Regions from separate parts of the Homo sapiens genome. Here regions 1 and 2 are each linked to region 3. The links are chromatin loops, found by intact Hi-C in ENCODE. Cell type or tissue: heart right ventricle. All regions are shown on one strand. Each heading gives the region's core, and the rest is flanking DNA. Links, peaks and the distances in the headings are about the cores only. Region 1 overlaps LINC01357 (long intergenic non-protein coding RNA 1357). Region 2 has its middle 40 kb from the start of LINC01357. Region 3 overlaps LRIG2-DT (LRIG2 divergent transcript).

Region 1 (5,000 bases), core at 1-5,000, 170 kb after region 3:
TGACCTCAGCTAGAAGAATAGGGAGCTGCTCATGAGCAGTGATTTCAGAAACAGTAGCCTGGATCCGCTGCCCCAAAACCACCCTCCTCACCTATCATCTAAGATTCCACTAGGGAGACTTGATTTACCTAGCTATTGAAATGCTGTGGGAAATGATTCAAGCTAAGAAATGAACAACTAACAGAAGGCAATTCCCTCCCAGCACAGCACTCCCAGCTTAGCACCTGACCCAGCTAATGTGGTCTCAGCCTGAGCACTGACAGTGACAGGGACTCATCCTCTCAAGCAGCCCTTTTGGTGCCCAGGCAGCTCCAACTGCTAGAAGGCTCTTCTGACACTGGGTCAGCTTCTGCCAGGCAGAGCCACAGAGCAAGGGCTTATGGGTGCCAGGCCTGTGCCAGGCTGTGAGGAAGACAGGGTAGTGCAGACCCTGTCCCTGCCTTCTGAACAGATCAGGTCTAGATTGAGGAGGTGAGCAACCTCAACAGTCCTAGGGGCATGTGTTTGTCCCACATTCGAAGTTCTGCAGCGCTCCGTGAATGATGGAGCCATTGGGACATAGTAGGACAGTCACCCAGTGGCCTGGACACTCCTCTTCTGATTGCAGCCTGGTCATACCAGACATTTCTAGATACTTTCTGAGGCATCTCCAGCCTAATCTTGACCCTGTGGCCTCCCTTCCAGTAGCCCAAGCCCCCAAGCTGGGTTGTGCTACGTTGGAGCTGTGATGCCTCCTGGCTGGAAGGAGAGGCTGCTGATTTGCTTGGGAATTATTCCAGGGGTTCTGAAGCTTCAGGATATGAAAATCAGGAATTGTTGAAACACAGATACAGCCCTTCCTAGAGGTTATAGTTTCCTGCCCTGTCTGGAACTAACAGACTAACAGGGGAGACAGAATTAATAGTAAATTCACACATCTGGGGAATGCCCCAAAGGACCAGGAGAGGATGCAAGGGTGAGGGAGAGGGGATATTGGATAGGCCATCCTGCCCTGCTCTGAGAGGCTGGGTGGGCAGGAGTTAGGGGGTGGCTCTGCACTGAAGGAAGGAAAGTCTGAGTTCACCAGGCAAAGAAGGTGCCCAGGGAAGGGCTCCTGAGAAGGCTGAGAAGCAGGAAGGAGCCCTCCCTTAGCTCTCAGAATAAAGGTCCCACTTCCCTCTATGCCTGGCATAAAGTCTGGGGAGGTGAGTGAGGCGCAGCCCAGTTGTAGGATTGAACCCTGGGTGAGGAATCAAGTCCTGGGGGCCAGTCAGAGGTGTATTATAACCTGTGCGACTTGGCTTTCTAACGGCCAAATGGGGTTTCAGACTCACAAACTCCAACTTCTGCAGCCCTGAGAGATGGTGCCACCCTCTCAACTTGCAGGTAAGGACATGAAGGCCAGCAGAGAGCCACTGCACGACAGCAGAGCTCAGGACCCCTCTCCTGGTCTGTCGGCTGTGTTGGGCTCCTGCATCCCCAGAGGTTTCAGGGACTTCACGGGGTGGCAGGAGAACTGAGAGATAAGTAAATGACGCAGCGGTCATGGGAAGCAGAGAACGTCTCACAGCAGTGCGAGCTTTGTCTCCCTCTGGCGTGGTGGTGGCTGGGAGGTGGTGAGAGGGTCTGGGTCTCAGATCACCAGCTGTGACACAAGCCCTGTGAGCTTGGGCAAGTAAAAGGCTGCATTTGTAGAAAAGAAACTCTTTTGATTCCATTGTGAAAATGGTTTCCCTTTCTTTGGTTAGAACCCAGCCAGATTTAATTTCCAGGAGCCAGAGCCAAAGAGAAAATCATTCAGGGCAGAGATAACTCTTCTCTAAGACGTCTAGCCTTGGGCAGAGACAGGAGAGAAATACAGACTTCCAAGCCAAGGCCCAGGCATATTTAAAATATTAATATTTTAAAAGGTCTGGATTTAGGATAGAAGCAAAGAAGGGCTAAATAATTCAGAAAGCAAATTGAGGAGCAGCTGTTGCTGATGCTAACTGAGGTTCTTGCCTGGCTGGTTTCAGAGCAGCATCCTCAGCCTCCTGGGAGAAAGAGCACAAGTTGTCATGATGGGGGAAGACAAAGGCTGGAGGGAACACAAAGCCAGCCTTAAGTGCAGCCCGACTGGCTTTGTTTCTCAAGACACTCATATTACTAGCAGCTTAAAACAACAAACATTTATTATTTCACACAGTGGCTGATGGTCAGGTATCTGGGTTCTAAGTTGCTGGGTTTTCTGGCTCAGAGTCTCTCATGAGGTTTCAATCAAGATGTCTTTCGGGGCCATTGAAGGTTTGATTGAGCCTAAAGAATCAAAGACAGACATGCTGTTACATAATAAGCCAAAGTTATATTAACTCTATATTGGCCCTATATTTTTTATTGCTTCACAGCAGACTGGTATCATTGCCTCAAAAGTTTACCAGTGCCAAGCTCAAATTTTTTATACACCCAATTGCTTTAAATATAGTCTAAATAAACAGATCGTTAGTCATTGACAGCCTTCCGGTTTTGCATACCCCACAAAACAGAATCCCACATTTACTAGCCACAGATACAATAAACTCTGGTGCTATAAAAGGCCCCAGTTGCCGGGCATGGTGGCTCACAACTGTAATCCCAGCACTTTGGGAGGCTGAGGCTGGTGGATCATGAGGTTAGGAGATCGAGACCATCCTGGCTAACACGGTGAAACCCCGTCTCTACTAAAAATACAAAAAATTAGCCGGATGTGGTGGCACGCACCTGTAGTCCCAGCTACTCAGGAGGCTGAGGCAGGAGAATGGCATGAACCTGGGAGACGGAGCTTGCAGTGAGCAAAGATCACGCCACTGCACTCCAGCCTGGGCCATAGAGGGAAACTCTGTCTCAAAAAAAAAAAAAAAAAAAAGCACCAGCCATAGCTGCCCTTTGGATCTCTCTGACTCTGAGACTCCACACCCTACTACTGAGGGCATCATCTAGACATCTAAGGATCCGCTCCAATCTCCGTGTCCCCCAGAATCTCCCCCACCCTCCTTCTCTTCTAGCTGGTGGCCTCAGTCATTACCTGCGGAAGGTCTCATGCTGTGAAAAGCTTCCTCAGCAGGCAACCCTGTCAAAACACGGCCCAAATAAAGCTTGTTGTATGTTATTACCACCTCATAGCCATATCTTTTTCTTTTTTTTTAATTTTTATTTTAGGTTTGGGGGTACACGTGAAGGTTTGTTACACAGATAAACGAGTGTCACAGGGGTTTGTTGTACATACTATTATTATATATCACCCAGGTATTAACCCCCAGTACTCAATAGTTATCTTTTCTGCTGTTCTTCTCCTTCCCAACCTCCCTCCTCAATAGACACCAGTGACTGTTGTTTCCTTGTGTTCATAAGTTCTCATCATTTAGTTCCCACTTACAGGTGAGAACATGCAGTATTTGGTTTTCTGTTCCTGCATAATTTTGCCAAGAATGATAGCCTCCAGCTCCATTCATATTCTGGCAAAAAAATCTTGTTCTTTTTTATGGCTGCATGGTATTCCATGGTGCACATGTACCACATTTTCTTTATCCAGTCTGTCACTGGTGAGCATTTAGGTTGATTCCATGTCTTTGCTATTGTGAGTAGTGCTGCAATGAACATTCACATGCATGTGTCTTTATGGTAGAACGCTTTATCTCCCTCTTGGTATATACCCAGTAATGAGATTGCTGGGTCGAATGATAGTTTTGCTTTTAGCTCTTTGAGGAATTGCCACACTGCTTTCCACAATGGTTGAACTAATTTACACTCCTACCAACATCATAACATCATATAAGGCTTCCCTATTCTCCATACAATCTCGCCAGCATGTGTTATTTTTTGACTTTTTTCTTTTCTTTTCTTTTCTTTTTTTTTTGAGACAGAGTCTCCCTCTGTTGCCCAGGCTGAGTGCAATGGCGTGATTTCGGCTCACCGCAACCTCTCCTCCCAGGTTTAAGCAATTCTCCTGCCTCAGCCTCCTGAGTAGCTGAGATTCCAGGCGTGTGCCACCACACCCGGCTAATTTTTGTATTTTCAGTAGAGTCGGTGTTTCACCATGTTGGTCAGGCTAATCTCAAACTCTTGACCTCGTGATCCACCCACTCAGCCTCCCAAAGTGCTGGGATTACGGGTGTGAGCCACCGTGCCTGGCCATTTTTTGACTTTTCAATAATAGCCATTATGACTGGTGTGAGGTGGTATTTCATTGTGGTTTTGATTTGCATTTCTCTAGTGATCAGTGATATCGAGCTTTTCTTTTCTTTCTTTTTTTCCTTTTTCTTTCTCTCTTTCTTTTCTTTTTTTTTTTTTTTTTTTTGAGACAGATTCTTGTTCTGTAGCCCAGGCTGGAGTGCAGTGGCGCTATCTCGGCTCACTGCAACCTCTACTTCCCAGGTTCAAGCTATTCTCATGCCTCAGCCTCCTGAGTAGCTGGGACTACAGGTGCCTGCCACCATGCCTGGCTAATTTTTTTGTGTTTTTAGCAGAGACGGGGTTTCACCATGTTGGTCAGGCTGGTCTCGAACTCCTGACCTCATGATCTGCCCACCTTGGCCTCCCAAAGTGCTGGGATTACAGGCATGAGCCCCCGTGCTCCTGGAATTCACTACACATGGCTACTTGCTGGAGGCCTCAATTCCTCACAGAAAGGGCCTCTCCACAGGGCTGCCTGAGTATTCTCAGAGCAGTTGGCTTCTCCCAGAGTAAGAAATCCAAGAGAGTATCACCAAGATGGAAGCCACAGTGCTGTTTTATGACTGTCTCTCTCTCTTTCTCTCTCTCTCTCTCTCTCACACACACACACACACACACACAGAGCATCACTTCCATTTTATTCTATTTGTAAGAAGTGAGTCACTAAATCCAATCAACCCTTGAGGGGAACTAGGCTCTAGGCTCTAAATTTTTTTTTTTTTTTTTTTTGGAGACAGGGTCTTGCTCTGTTGCCCAGGCTAGAGTGCAGTGGCATGATCTCAGCTCACTGCAACCTCTGCCTCCTGGGTTCAAGCTATTCTCCTGGCTCAGCC
Region 2 (5,000 bases), core at 1-5,000, 230 kb after region 3:
TGGTAAGGGGTGCGTAATCGGTCACCAAGGAGGGAGTAAAGGTGTCTTATACCTATGGATTGAGGTGGGGAGATACAAGGGGAGGATGTGAAGGAGGCTTTGAACTGGGGGAAAAGGCGGCAATGAGGTGTGGCTGTAGCCCAGGAATAGTCAGGGAAGCAGGTAATTTAGTTAAAATGTCTCAACCTAATAAGGGAACTGGGCAGGTGAGGATAACTAAAAAGAAGTGCTTAAAATAATATTGTCTAAGTTGGCACCAGAGTTGGGGAGTTTTAAGATGTTTAGAAGCCTGGCATTCAATACCCACAACAGTTATGGAGTCAAGGGAAACAGGCCCTTGAAAAGAAGGTAATATGGAGTGGGTAGCCTCCGTATTGATTAAGAAGGGGACGGACTTCTTAAGTCCATCCTCCACTATGAGAGTTACCTAAAGCTTCTGTGATCATCCTGTAGGCTTCTGAGGTGATCGGTCAGCGTCAGTCTTCAGCCGCTAAGCCGAGAAGATCTGGGAAGGAGTCAGAGAGCCTTGGGCCAGAGTTCCAGGGGCTCTGGGAGTGGCTGCCGGGCAAGTTGGACAGTCCAATTTCCAGTGGGGTCCCGCACAGATGGGACACAGCTTAGGAGGAATTCCGGGCTGTGGGCTTTCCTTGGCCGAGTGGCCAGATTTCCGGCACTTGTAGCAAGCTCCTGGGGGAGGAGGTTCTGGAGGAACCCCTGGCAGCTGCCGTTCGGGCGTTTGGAGTTCTTGTGTGCTGGAGATGTGGCTGGGGTTTGTCTCACAGTGGAGGCAAGGAATTGCAACTCAGAAATACATTGCTACTTAGCTGCCTTTACTCTATTATTACACACCTTGAAGGCGAGGTTAATTAAGTCCTGTCGTGGGGTTTGAGGGCTGGAATTTAATTTTTGGAGTTTTATTTAATGCCGGGAGTGGATTGGGTAATAAAATGTATTTTGAGAATAAGACGGCCTTTTGACCTTTCAGGGTCTAGGGCTGTAAAGCATCTCAGGGTTGCTGCCAAGCGAGCCATGAACTGAGCTGGGTTTTTATATTCGATGAAAAAGAGCCTAAACGCTAACTGATTTGGGATAGATCGGATAAAGAAAAAGGAGCATTATTAACCTTGACTATGCCTTTAGCTCCAGCCAACTTTTTATGAGGAAATTGCTGGGCAGGTGGGGGAGGTCTAGTCGAGGAACGAAACTGTAAGCCGGACCGGGTGTGAGGAGGGGAGGTGATAAAAGGATTATAGGGTGGGGGAGCAGAGGCTAAAGAAGAATTGGGACCTAGCTCAGCCTGGTGAGGAGCAGCCTGGGGAGGAGGGGAGAGGTCAGATGGGTCTGTAGAAAAGAAAGAAAGACTCGGCGACGCTTGGAGTTGGGACTGAGAGCACAGGCGAGAGGGAAAGAAGGAGGATTTCGGATGAGTCGCATTGGGAACAGAGACTAGGGAGAGAACAATGTGTAAAAGAATGCCTGGACGTCAGGCACTTCAGACCATTTGCCCATTTTTTGACAAAAATTATCTAGGTCTCGTAGGATGGAGAAATCAAAAGTGCCATTTTCTGGACATTTAGAACCATTTTCGAGTTTGTATTGGGGCCAAGCAGTGTTGCAGAAGAAAATAAGGCGTTTAAGTTTTAGGTCAGGCGAGAGTTGAAGAGGTTTTAAGTTCTTGAGAACACAGGCTAAGGGAGAAGAAGGGGGAATGGAGGGCGGAAGGTTGCCCATGGTGAAGGAGGTAAGTTTAAAGAGAAGGGTAAAGACACAGAGAAGGGAGGTGGGGAGCAGCCCTGGGCTGCAACATGGGGGAGCAGCCAAAGCAGGAGTCCCCGCAACTGACTTGCCACCAAGGGAATGTGGGTGAATGACCAAGGCAGGCGTCCCCACGGTGATCAGACACCAGTGAAATGTGGGTGAATAATCAGAGAGGTGTCCCTGCAGTGATTAAACACCAAGGGAAGGCTGCCTTCCCGAGTCCGTGACCGGCGCCAGAGTTTTGGGTCCACAGATAAAATGTGTCTCCTTTGTCTCTATCAGAAAATGAAAGGAATTGAAATTAAGAGAAGGGAGAGATTGAAGGGTGGCGCCAAGATTGAAAGGAGAAAGAGATTGAGGGACAGTGAGAGGTTGGAGAAGAGAGTAAAGAGAGGCCGCTTACCCAATTTAAAATTGGTGAGATGTTCCTTGGGTTGATCGGTCTGAGGACCCGAGGTCGTAGGTGGATCTTTCTCACGGAGCAAAGAGCAGGAGGACAGGGGATTGATCTCCCAAGGGAGGTCCCCCAATCCGAGTCACGGCACCAAAATTTCACTCACGTCCGTGTGAAGAGACCACCAAACAGGATTTGTGTGAGCAACAAGGCTGTTTATTTCACCTGGGTGCAGGTGGGCTGAGTCCGAAAGGAGAGTCAGCGAAGGGAGATAGGGGTGGGGCTGTTTTATAGGATTTGGGTAGGTAAAGGAAAATTACAGTCAAAGGGGGTTGTTCTCTGGTGGGCAGGGGCGGGGGGGTCACAAGGTGCTCAGCAGGGGAGCTTTTGAGCCAGGATGAGCCAGGAGAAGGAATTTCACAAGGTAATGTCATCAGCAAAGGCAGGAACAGGCCATTTTCACTTCTTTTGTGGTGGAATGTGATCAGTTAAGGCAGGAACTGGCCATCTGGAAGTGTAAGTGCAGGTCACAGGGGATATGATGGCTTAGCTTGGGCTCAGAGGCCTGACAGTTACCCACTCACACCCTCACTGCCACCACTCACAATCAACCATAACACATGCTACCCTGCAGAGGAGACAGCCTTGACTTGCAGAGGCATGCATTCTCAGGGCTTGAAAACCGGCTCTGTCTCCAGTTGCCAGAGGGACCTCACGCTGACCTTCAAGAAACCTGGAGAGAGGGGCCAGTGTGTGGGCACACAGGACATTCCCTCCCCAGAAGGCCTTTTCTTGGTCTTCATTTCCCATCCCCTAGCCCAGATACGGCAATGTGGGGCGCCCTCGTGTGGGCAGAGAGGCCCTGCAGTCTCTTGGCAGGATCCCGGCTCCCTTTGGGCACCCACTCATCCCTCCTCCAGGCTGCCCACTCCCTGCATGTCAGGGCACCACTCATATTACTTCCAGCTGGCCTCCCTCAAACCTAGATTCTCTTTTTTCTTTTACCTCTCACTGTTTTCATTATTGATTGATTGATTGAGACATAGTCTCTCTGTGACCCAGGCTGGAATACAGTGGTACAATCATAGCTCTCTGTAGCCTGGAACTCCTGGGCTCAAGCAATCCTCCACTTCAGTCTCCTGAGTAGCTGGGACTACAGGTGTGCACCAGCATGCCAGGCTAATATCTTAAAATTTTTAAATTTTTTTTGTAGAGTTAGAGTCTCGCTATGTTGCCCAGGCTGGTCTCAAGTTCCTAGCCTCAAGCAATCTTCTCACCTCGGCCTCCCAAAGTGCTGGGATTACAGGTGTTAAGCCACCACACCCTAGACCCCCACTCATATTTTAAAGTTCAATATTCTATGCATATCAAATAATTATGTATTAATTATTTAATCTTATGTATCAAATTATCCCCAAAATGTCTTGACTTAAAATAGCAAACATCTATTACCTCACACAGTTTCCTAGGGTCAGAAATCCAGGAACAGCTTAGTTGGAAGGTTGTGGCTCAGTGTCTCGTGAGTTTCAGTCAAGATGTTGGTCAGGGCCGGGCGTGGTGGCTCACACCTGTAATCCCAGCACTTTGGAGTCTGAGGCGGGCGGATCACCTGAGGTTGGGAGTTCAAGACCAGCCTGACCAACATGGAGAAACCCCGTCTCTACTAAAAATACAAAATTAGTCAGGCGTGGTGGTGCATGCCTGTAATCCCAGCTACTCGGGAGGCTGAGGCAGGAGAATCACTTGAACCCAGGAGGCAGAGTTTGCAGTGAGCCGAGATCACGCCATTGCACTCCAGCCTGGGCAACAACAGCGAAACTCCATCTCAAAACAAACAAACAAACAAACAAACAAACAAACAAACAAACAAAAAGATGTTGGTCAGGACTGCAGTCATCTGAAGGCTGGGAAGGATTCACTTCCAAGATCACTCACACAGCTGTCCTTGGCAGACTTAATTTCTTGCCACTGGGCCCTCCCGGTAGGCTGCTAGGAACATAGCAGCTGGCTTGCCCCAGAGCGAATATGCCAAGAGACAGCAGGCAAGAGAAACCAAAATAGAAGCCATGGTGTCTTTTAGAACCTAATTTTGGAAGTGACATACTATCACCTCTGCCATATTCTATTGCTGACACAGGCCAACCCTGGTACGATGTGAGAGGGAATATGAATTCTAGGAGGGAGGAAACATTGGGGTCCTTTTCAGAAAGGAGATACCACAAAACATATTTTTAAATGTTACTTATAAAACAAAATACGATCAACACCCATGAGCCCATCACTCACGAGAACTAGAAATCATATAACTTGCATCGTCCTATATGTGCCTTTTCCTCCACCCCTCTGCCTCCCTGTGGAAGAGGTAATTGCCATTTAAATTTGTGTTTATCGTTCCCTTGCTTTTTAAAAATTTTGCCACATCGGTACATATGTCGAAACAACATTTGTTGTTAGTTTTGCATTTGGATCTTTATAGAATTGATTGGCTCCATGAGTCAGGGGTCTGAGCCCCACTTGCTCAGGGCACCCTCATTCACTCTCCAAGCTTCTATAAAATGCTTCCCTCTTATTCCCCAACTCTGGTAGCTGCTTCTTGCCTTTCTTCTTTCTGGGTGACCTCAGCATTCTTTATTTATCCATTCTCTTGTCTCTCAATCCTTTTCTCCCCAAGGCTAGCCATAGAATCCCTCTTCCCCACCAAGTCATTGAAACCAGCACCTTTTCCCCAAAGCCAGCCATAAAACCAAAAATCATTAATCTAACTTTGCCTCTGCCTTTCTGTGTAAAAACTGGTCATAAAGAAATTACCTGACCTGCCTTGTTTGACTATGGGTTATAAGACCCCCAT
Region 3 (6,145 bases), core at 532-5,531:
AGGTAGCTGGGACTACAGGCGCGTGCCACCACGCCCAGCTAATTTTTTGTATTTTTAGTAGAGATGAGGTTTCACCGTATTAGCCAGGATGGTCTCGATCTCCTGACTTCGTGACCACCCGCCTTGGCATCCCAAAGTGCCTGCATTAAAGGCATGAGCCACCATGCCCGGCCGACATTTTCTTTAATATACAAATTTCAATGATTCCAATCGTCTTCTCTGGAATATGACAAGCTAATTCTTTTTTTTTTTTTTTTTGAGTCAAAGTCTCGCTCTGTCACACAGGCTGGAGTGCAATGGCGCAATCTTGGCTCACTACAACCTCTGCCTCCCAGGTTCAAGCGATTCTCCTGCTTCAGCCTCCTGAGTGGCTGGGATTACAGGCACACACCACCACACTCGACTAATTTTTTGTATTTTTAGTAGAGACGGGCTTTTGCCATGTTGCCCAGGCGGGTCTCAAACTCCTGAGCTCAGGCAATCAACCCGCCTGGGCCTCCCAAAGTGCTAGGATTATAGGTGTGAGCCACCGCGCCCGGCCTGAGAGGCTAATTCTTATTATTAGACTTCCCTTTACTTAATTGTTTGTTTGTTTGTGGCAGGAATACTGGGAGAAAGTCAATATGACCCTGGCATTTGCAGGTGTCCTCCCCAAGTACATTTGCCACCCTTGCTGTGCTCCATAGCTCTCAGGTCACCTGATGCCATCTAGGGACTGACTTCTCCCTGACTGCTGTTGCTTTCTCCCCGAGATGTGGTTCCCCAAGCCTGGACACAGGCTCTACCCTTTACTCCCCAAAGAATACCTAAAACCAACAAGTAGGTGCCAGGAAAAAAAAGCCTGACAGAAGTTTTGAGGATCACAGAAGGGAATGACACTAAAATTGAGGAAAATCTAAACACAAGGGGATGTCCCATTGCTCTTTGAATCTGTTAGCCCACACCCTCCCTAGGGTACCTTCTACCAGGGCTGGCTTCATGGGCCTGTGACCTATGCCATCACACAGGTCCCCAGTCTTAGAAGGGGCTTCATGCTTAGTGTTCTGCTGTCATCATCTTGAAATTCTTAATAATTTTTGAATAAAAGATATCCTGAATTTTCATTCTACACTTAGCCCTGCAAATTATGTAAGTGATTCATGCCTTCTAGTAACCATTCTTCTCTTTAACCCCCTACCTGCCTGTATGTGCAGAGACCAGTCCCACATCTTGCCAACAAAAGCGCCCATGATTATAGTCAACTCAGGCACACTATTGCTCCAGAGATGCAAAAAACCTTGCTCACGATGAAGACTTAGGAGTGACGAAATTGTCCTTCAAGTACCATAACCACAAGGTAGTGATACGAACAGATAACCAGCATATATTTGGGGTAATATTGGCAAAATTATCCAAATGTGGTAGATTCAGATATTTGGTCCCATGTAGACCAAAAACGAAGCAAATAAAATTTTATTTAAAGATGTTTGTTTTGGTTAAAGGGCTTGGCCTCACTTAGATGGACTCACCCTATACATGAGGGTGCTTGGGGGAGAGGCTAGAGTGTTTCATGACACAAAAACATTCTATTTGTTTTATTATTATTATTATTATTATTATTTGAGATGGAGTCTCGCACTGTCGAGCCCAGGCTGGAGTGCAGTGGTGGGATCTCGGCTCACTGCAACCTCCACCTCCTGGGTTCAAGCGATTCTCCTGCCTCAGCCTCCCGAGTAGATGGGATTACAGGCACCCGCCCCCACGTCCGGCAAATTTTTTGTATTTTTAGTAGAGACTGGGTTTCACTATGTTGGTCAGGCTGGTCTCGAACTCCTGACCTCAGGTAGTCCACCTGCCTCGGCCTTCCAAAGTGCTGGGATTACAGGCATGAGCCATCGTGCTGAGCTGACACGAAAACATTCTGAAGAATTTGGCTATGGCACTGATCTCCAGCCCACCTGCACTCTCATCTCCACCCCCAATTCTCCACCTCCTACACCCCTCCCCCTACTCCACCTCAGCCCCTTAGGGCGATTTAAGTAATTTTCCAGACCTGACTCTGAAGTTATCTTCCCAGCAGGAGTCGCAAGGGTGAGTGGTAGAGGGGTGAAGACCTTCAGTGACCAGCTATAGTCTGAGCTGGGAAGGGACAAAGGCAAGAAGAAGGAGGAAATGGGTCACTGCCCATGGCTGGCAGAGCAACTGCTGTGCCTGAGCTTTTATTCTGTGAACAAATCTTTGCTCTCTTCACCAGTGACCCACATGAACTGTCATTCCCAACTGCAATAAAGTGGGGCAAGGGCTGAGAAGGGCTGAGAAGGGCTGACTCCACAGCTGTGGAGTAAGAGTTCCCTGGCAGGAGAAGAAAGACTGAAAGACACAGGGCTTTCATGGAGGCAAAAGAAACAAAGAAAGTCTGAGACAAGGAGATTAAAAAACAAAAACAAAAAAACAAACAAAAACCTCTGAAAAGCCTAATTGCCCCTAAATGCCTCGACACCAAAACTTTGTCATTTTTTTCTTTTTTGTGGCTGTCTTCCCATTTTATTTTTAATTATTTTTTTTTTCCGAGACGGAGTTCCGCTCTTGTTGCCCAGGCTGGAGTACAATGGTGCGATCTTGGCTCACTGCAACCTCTGCCTCCCAGGTTCAGACGATTCTCCTGCCTCAGTCTCCCGAAAAGCTGGGATTACAGGCGTGCGCCACCATGCCTGGCTAATTTTTGCATTTTTAGGAGTGACGGGGTTTCACCATGTTGGTCAGGCTGGTCTGGAACTCCTGACCTCAGGTGATCCACCCGCCCGGGCCTCCCAAAGTGCTGGGATTACAAGCGTGAGCTACCACACCCAGCCTGTCTTCCCATTTTAAACACCCTTTATGTTCCAAGTGAGGTAAAGGTGAGGAATAAAAGGGAGAATGGTTGCAGAGCCTCATTAAGCTGGGAGCTAGGATCACAGGAGCTAGTGGAGATCTTGGGTGAATCCTACTGTTTCTTGAATGAGTCCTAGAAACGCCCGCTCATTTGGCTACTTCTTCCTTTCCTGCACACAGGAATTTAACAAGATTCTTCTACAGCCTGGTGACTTTGTGATCTCTTAGCCTTAGTCATGTCCTCTTTCCCTCCCACCCTAGCCCCAGAGACTCTTCCTCTTTTCCTTGGCAGTTCGAGTCCCAGAGTGTTATTTATCAGTCAGCAGCAGAGGGCGATCTGGCCCCGGAGAATGACCCGGTCAACTCGGGCCATATGCCTGGGTTGCTAATGACTTGCAGCTCCATCAACATAAAGCTGAATTCTTCACAAAGGAACACTGTCACTAAGCTTTTTCCTTTTCATTCTTGAAAGCTACACTGCCTTAGCTAACCCCTTCCCCCTCCCGCCTTCATTCCTGCTCTCTTTCCTCTCCCAACCTCTTGGAAGCAGCAGGAAATGAACAAGGTCCACAGTGGAGAAAAACAAATCCCAGGGCCCTGCTGAGGAAAACCACAGGAAAATGACCAAGTGGCATTAGCAGCTGCAGGAGTTTTAGGTAGCTGTGTGGTGTGCGTGTATGTGTATGTGTGTGTGAGAGAGAGAGAGAATCCCACATAGCAGTACTTTTCATAGTTTAGCATAACATAAAAATCACCTGGCGAGCTTGTTAAACCACAGCTTCCTGGGCCTTACCCAGGAATTCCCGGGGCCCAAGAATTTGCATTCTTAACACTCCTAAGGTATTTTAATGATGCCAGTGGAGGACTGACCACATTTTGAGCAGCACTGCTGTACACAAATGCAGTGAAATAGAATGTATAGATCTGAGCCAGGGGCTTGCTTGGATAACATCCTGATATGATGGCCTCCCCCAGAAGAGTCAGGCCAGATCCTTCCAATTCCAGGCCAGAAGATTTCATAGATCAGCCTACAGCTGTTCCCTCCCCTTGAAAAAGAAGCAGAGAATGTATCAACAAGAGCATTGTTTGGAGAGGGCTGAGCTCAGATAATAGGCTGGTTCTCCATTGACTGTTTCTTTCATCCCAACTGGCAGAAGAATCACAGAAGGCCCCTCCTTTCCCCTCCAGCAGAGATGGATGCTCTACCTACTTAAAAATCAAGAATTCTTCTGACCTTGGCTGTGTCCAACAACTCATGCCCAGAGGCTTCTGACCTGTCCCCTCCTTAGCACCCTCCAGATCTGAGAACCTCCAGAGTCACAAAGGCCTGTGGAAAGAGCTGGTTATCTTCAAGATACCCAGAGGCGCTTGGGCTGATTTAAAGGCACTACTCCCTTCTGTTTATGCAGCAGAAGATAACAAGACAGACAGAAGTGCTGCTATGGTCTGAATGTTGATGTCCCCACAAATTCATCTGTTGGAATTTAGTCCCTGATGTGATACCAATCAAGAGATGGGGACTTTAGGAATTGATTAGGTCAGAAGGCTACAGCCCCCATGAATGGGATTAGTGGCCTTATAAAAGAGGCTGGGGGGCCTGGCGTGGTGGCTCACGCCTGTAATCCCAGCACTTTGGGAGACTGAGGCAGGCAGATCACTTTGGGTCAGGAGTTCTAGACCAGCCTGGCAAACATGGTGAAACCACATCTCTACGAAAAATATTAAAAAATTAGCTGGGCGTGGTGGCGCATGCCTGTAGTCCCAGGTATTCAGGAGGCTGAGGCAAGAGAATCGCTTGAATACAGGAGGCGGAGGTTGCAGTGAGCTGAGATCGCGACACTGCACTCCAGCCTGGGCGTCAGAGCAAGACTCCGTCTCAAAAAACAGAGCTGGAGGGAGACTGTGAGACACATTTAGAAAGCATCATTTATGAGGAACCAGCCCTCTTTGGCAGCTTGATCTTGGGACTTCCCAGCCTCCATATATGGTACCAATCCTTCTTTAGTTTTAGTGTCCATATCACAGAAGGGCTCATGTTGTAAAAGAAGTCAAAAGCAGCCTTGAATAATCAGAACCCTTCTGCCAGATTGTCTAATGTCAATTTGTTTTCTAGAACTACTGCTTCTACATGTTCTTCCTCTTCATCTGGCTCTGGTTTGGAAGCACTTATCTCCATCAAGTCATCTTCTGTTAATTCCTCAGGTGTGGTGTCTATTAGCTTTTGAATTTATCCAAGATCTGTATCTTGAAACCCTTTATCTCCCACCTTTTTTGGGACATCCACAATCTCTTTCATGATTTCCTTGATTGCTTCTGTCATATATCCTGATAAGTCATGCACAACATCTGGACACAGTTTTCTCCAGCAGGAATTTATTGTTTTGGGCTTGATGGCTTTCATAGCTTTTTCTGTAACAATGATGATGTCTTCAATGGTGTAATGCTTCCAGACTGTCATGATGTTCCTATCAGGGTTATCTTCCATACTGTTGACAATCCTTTCCATAGAGTATCATGTGTAATGAGCCTTAAAGGTCCTTATGAACCCCCCATCTAGAGGCTGAATTAGAGACATATTTGGGGGCAAATAGACCACTTTGACACCTTTGGTGTTGAACTCATGAGGTTCTGGGTGGCCAGGGGCATTGTCCAATATCAAAAGAACTTTAAAACGCAGTCCCTTACTGGCAAGGTACTTGCTGACTTCAGGGACAAAGCATCAGTGGAACCAATCCAGAGAAAAGGATTCTCATTATCCAGGCCTTCTTGTTCCACAACTAAAAGACTGGCAGCTGGTATTTATCTTTTCCCTGCAAAGCTTGAGGGTTAGCAGCTTTACAGATAAGGGCAGTCTTAATCTAAACCTGACTGCATTTGTACAAACAGTAGAGTTAGCCTATCTCTTCCTGCCTTAAATCCTGGTGCTCGCTTCTCTTCCTTACTAATAAATGTCCTTTGGGTCATTTTTTTCCCCAGAATCAAGCACTTTCATCTGCATTAAAAACCTATTCAGGTAGATATCCCTTTTCCTCAATGATTTTCATAACGTCTGGAAAATCATCTGCTGCCTCTTAGTTGACAGAAGCTAATAATTCTCTTGTTATCTTGACATTTTTAAACCCAAACCTCTTTCTAAAATTACCAAACAATCATTTGCTAGCATTAAATTCTCTCGCTTTAGATTTCACCTTCTTTTTGCTTCAAGTTGTCATATAATGACTTTGCTTTTTCTGGAATCATATTAGACTATATACGTATGAATTTCTTATAGCAATACCGCACCAATATAAATATA

Evidence for each region. Hi-C counts contacts between places; a loop is a spot of excess contacts. Peaks named below come from ENCODE experiments on the same cell type or tissue, not always from the same donor. Only the 100,000 strongest peaks of a DNase experiment are listed, where the experiment ranks them.
Region 1: it touches region 3 in a loop (5-fold over the local background); 101 of 110 quality-filtered maps call a loop at or near these places.
Region 2: it touches region 3 in a loop (11-fold over the local background); 69 of 110 quality-filtered maps call a loop at or near these places.

What each region holds. Positions count from the first base shown.
Region 1 is chr1:112,875,004-112,880,003 of GRCh38, reverse strand. It overlaps LINC01357 (long intergenic non-protein coding RNA 1357), which reads right to left. Exons shown (of 2, transcript NR_189282.1): 2 at 2,133-2,274. Among named protein-coding and RNA genes, the nearest start is that of MIR11399, 4.5 kb to the left of the region's middle. RefSeq lists an enhancer at 1,152-1,749. In heart right ventricle, for the core only: no CTCF peak of the experiment used is centred there; no DNase peak of the experiment used is centred there.
Region 2 is chr1:112,807,390-112,812,389 of GRCh38, reverse strand. No RefSeq gene overlaps it. Among named protein-coding and RNA genes, the nearest start is that of LINC01357, 40 kb to the left of the region's middle. RefSeq lists enhancers at 2,721-3,000, 2,716-3,237. In heart right ventricle, for the core only: CTCF peaks have their summits at 2,800 and 3,003 (motif pointing left); a DNase peak (open chromatin) is centred at 2,989; H3K27ac peaks cover 1,032 bases.
Region 3 is chr1:113,039,849-113,045,993 of GRCh38, reverse strand. All of the region lies in intron 2 of LRIG2-DT (LRIG2 divergent transcript), which reads left to right. Among named protein-coding and RNA genes, the nearest start is that of LRIG2-DT, 30 kb to the left of the region's middle. RefSeq lists enhancers at 1,515-2,434, 3,033-3,327, 3,356-4,275 and a silencer at 3,123-3,172. In heart right ventricle, for the core only: CTCF peaks have their summits at 2,981 and 3,182 (motif pointing right); a DNase peak (open chromatin) is centred at 3,183; H3K27ac peaks cover 419 bases.